Linked DNA regions of Mus musculus: region 1 is linked to region 2. Evidence: chromatin contacts called from ENCODE Hi-C data. All regions are on one chromosome and are shown on one strand. The core of a region is the stretch at or near the end of the contact, and the rest is flanking DNA. Distances in the headings are between cores, read along the strand shown.

Evidence for each region. A loop is a pair of places that touch in the nucleus more often than their neighbours do.
Region 1: a map of left cerebral cortex shows a loop between it and region 2 (9-fold over the local background). The contact joins the promoter of Rab11fip2 here to the promoter of Fam160b1 in region 2. A Hi-C loop is called at or near these places in 2 of 37 maps with a recorded cell type or tissue (left cerebral cortex and regulatory T cell).

The regions. Positions count from the first base shown.
Region 1 is chr19:59,941,629-59,946,063 of GRCm38, forward strand. It overlaps Rab11fip2 (RAB11 family interacting protein 2 (class I)), which reads right to left and starts at 1,736. Exons shown (of 6, transcript NM_001033172.3): 1 at 1,020-1,736. The coding sequence starts at 1,372.
Region 2 is chr19:57,357,254-57,362,279 of GRCm38, forward strand. It overlaps Fam160b1 (family with sequence similarity 160, member B1), which reads left to right and starts at 3,756. Exons shown (of 17, transcript NM_145505.4): 1 at 3,756-4,117. The coding sequence starts at 4,073. B230217O12Rik (RIKEN cDNA B230217O12 gene) reads right to left here and starts at 3,646. Exons shown (of 3, transcript NR_040316.1): 1 at 2,761-3,646.

The sequences.
Region 1 (4,435 bases), core at 486-2,985, 2.6 Mb after region 2:
GCTCTAAAGGGTAGGTAGATGAACATGCATCAGGACTGGGTTTTGTTCTTTTTTTTTTTTAAGCTACTTGGGAAAAGTGCAGTCCTCTGATGAGTTCCCTCAGCCCTCTTTTCACAAACTCCAGCCATCTCAATGAGCCTTCAGGCCCATTACAAGCTCTGCGTGTAAGGTAAGCGTGTACAAGCATGTAAGCTAAAAGCAGGACAGCAGACCTACCTTTCCAAAGATGCTACTTGTTTCAACTTAGCACATAACATCCTAGTGTTGATTTGAATTTTGATTTCTTAAATTAAGTATATCTAACTTAGGCTAGAAAGTTCAATTTCAAAAGCCATGTTTTCATCGAAGAAGTCATTAAATCACTGCATCACAAGACTGTAATCACTGTCTCTGATCTTACACAACAGCTTTGCTGAACTAATTCTTCAGTAAACAATAGCTCCACTATACTGTAAATTCAAAGGGAAAATGTCAGTGGGCTCAAGACTGAAGATGTCTGTGCAGACTTCCAAAACTTTTGTTCTTTTAACAACTTTCTACCCTATCAAGAAGTACTGACCCTGAAAACTGGTGGAGCAAAAATAAGGCCAACTGTTTCCAATGCTGAAATAAAGAGTTCTAAACCTAGTAACTTATCTTTTGACACCCTTTACTAGTAATTTATTTTTTTAACAGTGCTCAACAAACATAGACCTAATGGTACGCATATATTTAATTTTCTGGTTTTCTAGTTCATGCTCTAGGCCTCTTATAAAAAGTATTAAAACCCAGTGCAAAATATTCCACTAAGAGCTCTTAACCTCACACAGAAATGAGAAAAAAAAATGGTTTACTAATCACTCCATTAAAAAAAAAATCAGAGTAAAGGCTATTTCCCTTCAAAGTCATGCAAAGAGAAGTGCTTAATACTGGATCCTATTTCAATCCCAAAGACCAATGCCTCAAATATACTATGTTCAAGAACAGTAAATCCATATATCTTTAAGTACCCAAAATTCAAAATAAATTATATAACTTACTCTGTTTTCCTTCTTTGTTTGTCCTCAAAGATGTCATTGAGATTGATTGCCACCTGCCCTAAAAACTTATCCAGTCCCACCAGGGACCTGTGCATCACTATAAGAAAAAGAATGTATTTCTCCGGACTACCCTGCATGAGCAACCCAGGCAGCTCAAAGGAGGCCTCCTCCTTCCAGACCGGCTCCAGGGTTTTCTCTGCTACAGATGTAGAATACTTCTCTTTGCCCAACTGAATTATGGTGTATGTGTCATTGGTACCACTTTTGCCTTTTGGCTTCAGATCTTTAGCTTGGAGCACTGTGACCTGCACGTGGGTTGGAAACCACTTTTGGGCTTGCTCAGACAGCATCATTCTGGGTTTTTTGTTTTGTTTTGTTTTTCGGTTTTGTTTTTTGTTGTTGTTGTTTTGTTTTCTCTGCGCAGAGTTCAGAAGCGCAGGCAGAGCCCCTCCCGCGGGGAGAGCCCCGTACCCTGATCACTGCATCCTTAAGAGCACTTCAGTGAGCTGGGCAGTCAGGGCTGCCGCGAGGTCCCTAAGGGCTGCTGTCAGGAGGACCGGTAGGGAGGCCGCCGCCGCTGCTGGGGTCCCTTTCTTCCGTAGAAGCACAGGGGCCCACATCACCTCCGCGCCTTCCGGGCCTCCGCGCGCAGCCCCGCGCCCCGCTTCGCCGCTATCCTGAAACCTGCGCCCCTAGGGCCCGGCCTCCGCCCCGCGCGGCCCGGCTCCTCCTCCGACCCGGCTGATACGAACCGTCGACGGCCGTGGGGCCTGGCTCCCTCCGCCCGCCCGCGCGGCCTCGCCTCGGCTCCTCCCCCCCAAGAGTGGCGCAGGCCTGGGCGAGCGGGGCGGAAGCGGCCGACCTGGACCGGTGTCGGAGGGACGCGGAGCGCGGGTGGCAAACCGAGGCCGGGCGGTGTCACCGGGTGAGGCCTGGCCAGCAACCCGCGGCTCCTAGCGCCCGGCGCGCGGCGGCCGCGCCACTTCCGGGTTGGCCGTCTCCATGTTGAGTGGGGCTGCGCGAGGGGCGGGGCCGGGCGGGGTTGGGGGTCAGCGCCTCCCTGGTTGCCTTGACGACGGGGCGCGCGGTGCGGGACGCGGAGGCTGGGATGCGCGCGCTGGACGGTGGGTGCTGAGGTTCCAACCTGTCGGTTGCAGCGGGCTGGGGAACTGTGAGCCCGCAGAGGCCGACAAGGGGTTCTGGGAGGCGGCACTGGGCCCTATACACCGCCCGCTATTGGGAGAGAACCGGTTTCCATCTTGGAAGGCAGAAATCTGTTCCAGCTGTGTGTTCAGTCCTAGCTGGGCGCTGGTGTCCTTTAATGGTGGTAGTTCTTCTTGAGTGACAGTTCAGACTTCGTCCAACCGTTCTCCATCGTCTTGAAGAGGAAACCTTCAACTGACTAAAGGGACCTCCTCCTGAGCACAGACCAAAAGCAAAGGATGCAGATAGATTCCAAAGCTTAATAAAGATTCTCTTGCTTAATAAAGATTCCCTTGCTTAATAAAGATCATAGACGCTTTGGGATGGCGTCAGAAGACCAGGCCCCCATGCCTGCCACCATAATTCTACGGAACTATTTAGTCTTTTTTCCCCCTTTCTAAGTTGTGTGTATGGCGTCCAAGTCAAAAGCATTCCCTGAGCGCTCACTGTCAAGTCCTCCAGGAATCCAAACCCCAACTTCATGGCCAGAGAGGACAGGAGTACTGTCTCTGCTTTTCAGTCTCAGGAGATGCATACTACCTCTGTTGACTTTATTTCTGTCCATGTCTGCCTAGGAAAATTCTGAAGCTCTTTGGACTGCACTTCCTGGCAGCACATCCAACCTGCGGCCAACAATAGCTATGAATGAGGCCAAACCCAACCTTAAATGCTATGAGAGTATTTAACTGCATTGTGCTTTTCTTCAGGGAGAACTTTGCAGACAGACAACAGCTCTCCAAGCAATGTCAAAAGATTAGACATCCCTGAAGGACTTTAGAGAACTAAGCATTAAACAGACATGCTAACCAATCTGTTGACTGACTAAATGCTTTTCTCCCTTTATGGGACTAATTTTGAGAATAAATATGATAGATAGGAATGTGCTTTATCCAACTTAAAATGGTCATAAACTGTAAGGTATTGGGTTTATTATTATCGGGCAAGTTTTAGAACTTCTGTTATACAAGCTGAGTTTCCATCCCGGGGAGAGCTGAGTTTCCATCCCGGGGAGACAGTGTTTGAAAAGGCCATGTGTGCAAAGCAGAACAAAATCATCTCACTGTGCACATAGCATCTGGATCCCAGAGCGGGCAGTTGTCAACTCTAAAGAAAAAATATTTTCAGGGATTTGTAAAGAGTACATTGGAGCAGTCAGTGGTGGAATTTCACCAGCATCTCTAGAGAGAAATAATATGACACCTGAAACTTGTAGAGAAACAAAATAAGTGTTTTGACATCCAATTTAAGCCTAGTTTTATAAACTGCATTTCAAAGGTTTCACATTTCTATTAGAGGTTGTAATTAAACAATAGGCAATTATAATAATGGATTGTGTTTTTAAAGCACTTACAGTGTTTGCTAAGCTTTATTAATGGTTATAAACTTGTTTACAAGTATCATTCCCCTCATTGTTGAAATGCAGCCATTTCTAGGGTGGAAGTTGGCTACAGCAGTCCACAGCAACGCAATAACAGGCTCCAACACAATGCAGAAAATGCTCTAAATTCAAGCACTGACAATTGATATTGTCCTCTCTTTTATCACACCTACATTTGAGTTTTTTCAAAACTTAGCTAGAGCCAAAATTGTTTAATATTGCTGAGTAGCAAGATAGGAATTCGTGACATAATAGTTTTAAGTCTGAATAAGAAAATAGCATCTTTTTGCTCATGGGAACCAAATGAACACACAAACCATAAGAGCCAAAGAAAGTCTAGAATTGCATTATAAAAAAGAAGCAATTTCCTAGAGTGATTCCTTTTTATTGCATCACTACATTCAGAATATAAAAGCATGTCGGCTAAGCCAAGAATATGATTGGCTCATATGAAAAAATAATATTTATATAAGACCTGAGATCAAAGTGCTCTACTAAAGTGTTCAGGTTTTTGTAAGTTTTAAAAATGATTTTTACCACTTTTAAAGTGTATGTGTAGTTATTTTTAAAGTTGGGAAGATCATATGAGTGAATACAGAAAACCCCAAAATGGAAGACAGCTACTTATTTTTAAATTTCTTTTTCTTTTTTGTTATTAGTAATGATATGTCCAGAAATCTTTAATGCAATTCTAAAAACAAGGCAGTGGGGGTAAAGGACATATTTTAGAGGAGGAAAAGGTTGAGAATTCTGATTTTATATTGTAAACACTTGATTCGGTGAGAAAAATTTGACCAGAAAGTTAAAGTGATCACAATTGTCCACCACATGCACA
Region 2 (5,026 bases), core at 2,506-5,005:
ACATAGGTCGACTGCCGGCTCCTACACTGCATGTTCACTCTTGGTGTTAACAATCTTCTCCCTGCAACCGCCACAACCACCATTACCAAACGTCCCTGTTCTCTAGAAAATCTGCTCAAACACATACATATTCCATTCATCAACATAATCCCCCCACCCCCTGCTGGCCATCTTCTCTGAGAGTTACAAGCTACAACAAACCACTCCCTCCCCAAGCTGGTTTCAGCAAGTGTTTTATCACTGCAACAGAAAGCCTATCTAGGACAGATGGGGCCTTGGGTAGCCCAGACTGGTCTGGAATGCTGGATGCAGCCCCAGCTGGCTTTGAACTCCTGACTCGAGAGCTTCGGGATCATAGATGTATACCACCACACCTGGCTTTTCTCTGGTCTTTAGCAAACAGAGTGGAAAATGTTTCCATCTTATACTAATTTTCAACTTTGTGTCTTACTCTTGCTTCTTTGCTCTCTGATGCTGTTTTAGAAATAGCAGCTCACTCTCGCTATTGATGAAGTATCATCTTTTATCCTTGGAGAACAGCAGTGACAGTGCTTTTCCTTGGGTCTCAGTCTCCATCCGTTCGAAAAACAACTTCATCTCTTCTGATGAAACCATTCCTCACATTTCTGATGGCCCCGTGGTATCTGATCCATTTAGGATCAGAGGCTGAGGGAGCACCCTGTGCATGTGTCGCAAGAGCTCAGGAGCTCTGCAATTGGTTCCCTGTCAGGATCTCTTCAGGTCTTTTCAGATTCTCCACAGGAAACCTATCCTCTCCTACTTCCATCTGGCAGGGTCAGGCTGATATGCCTGCTCTAGGAGACAAGGAGGGTGAGGGCTGTGTCTGTCTCACAGTCTCTTTGGACTTCATTCTTTTCTCTCCATGCTCCTAATATGGTATTTCTAGCCTCTCCTGAGTTAAGTAGATCTTATGCCAGGTCTGCAGAAGCGCAGTGAGCCCCCCCCCCCCCCGAGCAGGGAGGACCCCCCAGATCCCGAACAGACTTCACCTGCCCTGGAACCTGGCTGTGCCATTTGCTCAGGTACCCGTTCTTCTGGTTGCCTTCAGTCAACGCGACAAAACCACAGCTGGAAGCAACTTAACTTGGGGAAAAGGGGTTTGTTTACTTTTGCTTATGATTCCAGAGACTACACAGTCCACCGAGGCGGGAAGGCATAGCAGCAGGGGCTGGGGCCAGCCTAGCAGTCAGGAAGCTGAGTGATCCAAGGGGAACCGGAAGTGGGGCCAAACAATAGCCCTCCAAGCCAGGCTCCCAGCATGCTCTTCTCCAGCAAGCCTCCAGCTCCTAAAGGTTCTACAACGTCCCCGAACAGCGCCACCAGGTGGAACCAAGTGCTCAAACAGCAGTCCACAAGGAACGTTTCAAACCACGCTTTCGGTCTCTAACTCGGGACAAGTTCTTGGAATTGATACCTTTTTTTCATCCCTGCCTTTCTTCACTGGTGCATCACATTAACCCCTCAGCTGCCCTTCTAGCTCTGCTGCCATCTCTTCTCCTGACCAATGTGTTCTTGGGGTTTATAGAGGCAGAATTCGTTTACTCTCAGTTCATCAGGCCTTGTGAGGGGAACGGTGCTACATTTTTTTCCCCCCACATCCTTCTACTGCACCAGAAACCGTCAAACGCTGAAAATATGTATCATCTAGCCGTTCCCGTTTTTCTTGGCTCCTGCCCACTTGGGTGTCAGTTCTCCAGTCTCCCTGTGTTTGGATGTGTGTACGCTTCTTCCAAGTTCACACGTGTGCACATGCCCACAAAAGTCAGACGAGGGTGTTGGTCCCTCTGGAACCAACTGGAGTTGCAGGAGGTTGTGAGCCACCGGGCACAGGTGCCGGGAACTGAACTTGGTACCTTGGAAGAGCGGCAAACGTTCTTAGCCACAAAACAATACTCCAGTCCCGTTTTTATAAAGAACTAAATTTATTATGGGCTTAATAGAATAAATACAGGAGGTTCCAATTGAGGTACTTCAGGCACCTAGGGTGTTTTCAAGGGTAAAGGGAGCCTCCTCTTGGGTTTCCTCAAAGCAGTGGTTGAGGTGAGTCCAACTGCATCAACAACTGCATCCAAGCACTAGGCAGGCTATACATTAGTGCCTCCTCCAGCATTCGGAACGGGAGTAGGAAATCTATCTACTGGCTATACATTAGTGCCTCCTCCAGCATTCGGAACGGGAGTAGGAAATCTACCTACTGGCTTTACATTAGTGCCTCTCCCAGCATTCGGAACGGGAGTAGGAAATCTACCTACTGGCTCAGTTACAGTTCTAGCTAACTTGTGCGTCTTAGAAATTAGGGACCAGGCAGATAAATCATTGAGTATTGATATTAACCCATAGCCAAACATATATTTTATTGTGCTTATAATAAGTATGCAAAGTTAAATATCCATCACACACAACTTGTAGCCCGCCTAAACATCACTCCCTACACAAGTTGTGGCTGCAGGACATTGTGAAAATACAAACTGCCATGTAATTAGCCAGGAAAATTATTATGGTTGATAAACTGACCAAACCTCATAAGTAGTATGAATAATAACAACAAACATTGTGTGCTCTAGGATGGAGCAGGAACAAGGACCTTGAACGTGGCAAGGAACACAGCTCAATGTCCAACAAATAACAGAGGATGTTGCCAGCGTTTTAGTTTACAGAAAGCAAGGCTATGCTTACCTGCTTTTGAGCATAGCAGAAGCAAACAACCAAAGCATGAGAAAGACTCGAGTCTCCCCTTACCTTCTCTCTTGGTTTCCTCTCCTCTTGTGTTGTTACTAATGTTATAACAAGGAGGAGAGCCTGTGATCCCCGGCTTTCTTCACTGCTACATTGGTAACCTCACGGCCCAGAATGGCAGAGCTGGATCCAAACAGGCTTCTCAACCCTGCTCAGAGTTGCGGCGCCCTCTTCTGCCCTCTGCTCAACGAATTATACTATCAATAGGTATTTTTCATCCATGTTAATGAGAAATCTACTTCACCCTAATGCAGAACTCCCCGATCCTTTTCGTGAAATGCTAATACCAGCTTGAAACAAAGTTCTTCAGATTTTCAGAAGTTGCATCAACCATCTTAAAATGGTCAGTGTTTCCTCTACGCCTTGTTTAATACACATTTGCATAGTGTTTTAGGAAGCCTCCAGCCCAGGGCTCATTAACTTGAGGCTTCACTCATCGGTGTTAGGCATCCTGAATATTATTTCCTTTTCCAGAAACACACTGAAACCTTGTAGGCCACCATCCTGCGTTATTTAACCGAACCCTCATCCCACGTGTCCATTTGGCATTTCCGGGTTTTGATAAGGATAAGCTATTTTAGTCTAGCGGGATCTTCCCACCTGCATTGGATGCGGTCGAATCCCTAGCACGTGGACCCGCTGTCCGTTTTTTGCGTTCGGGATGCTGGTATTTTCCCAGCGGCCTTCCAGTCTTGCCCTACGTATGGTACGCAAGCGCAGCGTCAACACGTCGCTGCCAAATCCTCACACTGCTCTCTGGTCACCGAGAGACGAGTGCCAGCACCGCCGGGTGCGCCACGCCAGGCCCGCCCTCCCTCCTGGCCTCAGCCTTTCAGCGCCCCGCCGACCCCGCCCGCCCTGCTCTCCCCATCGGCCCCGCCCTCAAGTCGGCCCCGCCCTCCCTGCTGGCCCCGCCCTCCCCGCCCTGGCCTCTGCGCGCCCCGCCCCGCGTCCAGCGACGCCGGCAGCGGAGACCTGGGCTTCCCCGGGCCGCATCAGCGTCCCCTGCAGGCCGCGGCGGGCACGGCAGCCGGAAGAGCCCGAGCTCCTGCCACCGTGTCCGCGTCGCCGCCGCTGAGCTCCGCGGTGCCCCGATTGCAGCCGAACGACCTCGGAGCCGCCCGCCGCGGCCCCGCGTCCTCCGATCAGAGCCGCCGCGCCTCCCGCCCGGCCTCCGCCCTCCGCTCCCCGCCCGGGCCCGCCCGCACCGGCCTTCACTCTGGAGCGGCCCGGGCAGCCGCAGCAGGGGCGGCGGCGGCGCATCGAGGAGCTCTCCAGGTCGTCCCGGGAGAAGCTGCTGCAGTCCCGGGACAGGATGTTCTCCAAGCTTACGTCCATCCTGCAGCATGCCGTGGAGGCGGTGAGTCCGATTGGGGTGCGGGGGGCTGCGAGGCGCGGGGAGGGAGGCTGCGGCGAGGCCTGGGCACCCCCGGGGCCTCTGCTCTCCAGCCGGGGACCGGGCGGCTCCCGAGGCCTCCTGGCCGTTAACCTCCGGGGCTACGTGGCCAGCGCCGCGCAAGACAAAAGAACGGCGGTGCTGGTGGGCAGGGCTTGCTTTTGCTTTGGTACGGGTGAGAGAGGAGCGGCGGGGACCCTGGGGCCCGGTCCACACCGGTACCGGCTCTGCCAGCTCGGGCCCAGCGGCCCACCTCGGCCGGACCTCGGTGATCGATCTGCGGGAGTTTGCGGGTCCGCGATCGCCCAGCTCACACCATCTGTTTCCCTTTTCTTGTCTGTAATGCGCTTCCTGGAGGCTCTTGGCGCAGCCTGCAACCGCTGTACTGTGAGCCTGGTCCTAAACAGCACCGGGGGGACAGAACTCAAACCGCCAAACGTACAGCACCCAAAAACCTAGGAAGAGAATGCTTTTCTTGTCGGTGCTAAACGCGACCCTTTGCTTTATTTTACTAGCTAATTTTGGACTGAGTATCATCCTATGTGAAGAAAGTTACTGTGTTTTTTTTTTTTTAATGGCATTTTCTTTGCATATTGAGAATGGCCTAATAGTAGCACTTTCAAATTCACATGACTTTCTAAAGAAAAGTAAAAAGATGACAAAATACCACGGTGGTTTTTAGGGTCAGCTAAGAAAATTAGAGTTGTGAGTTTCAGATATGGAGACAAAATTTTAACACAATTGCTTTTTACATACTTCGTGGAATTTGGGTTTCGCTTGGTGGCACATCAAACAAGAAAGAAATGGGGTTGCCTGAGGAGCAGTGTTGACACATGGGGTAGAGAACTGCACTCTAAGATGCCAATTCTACTT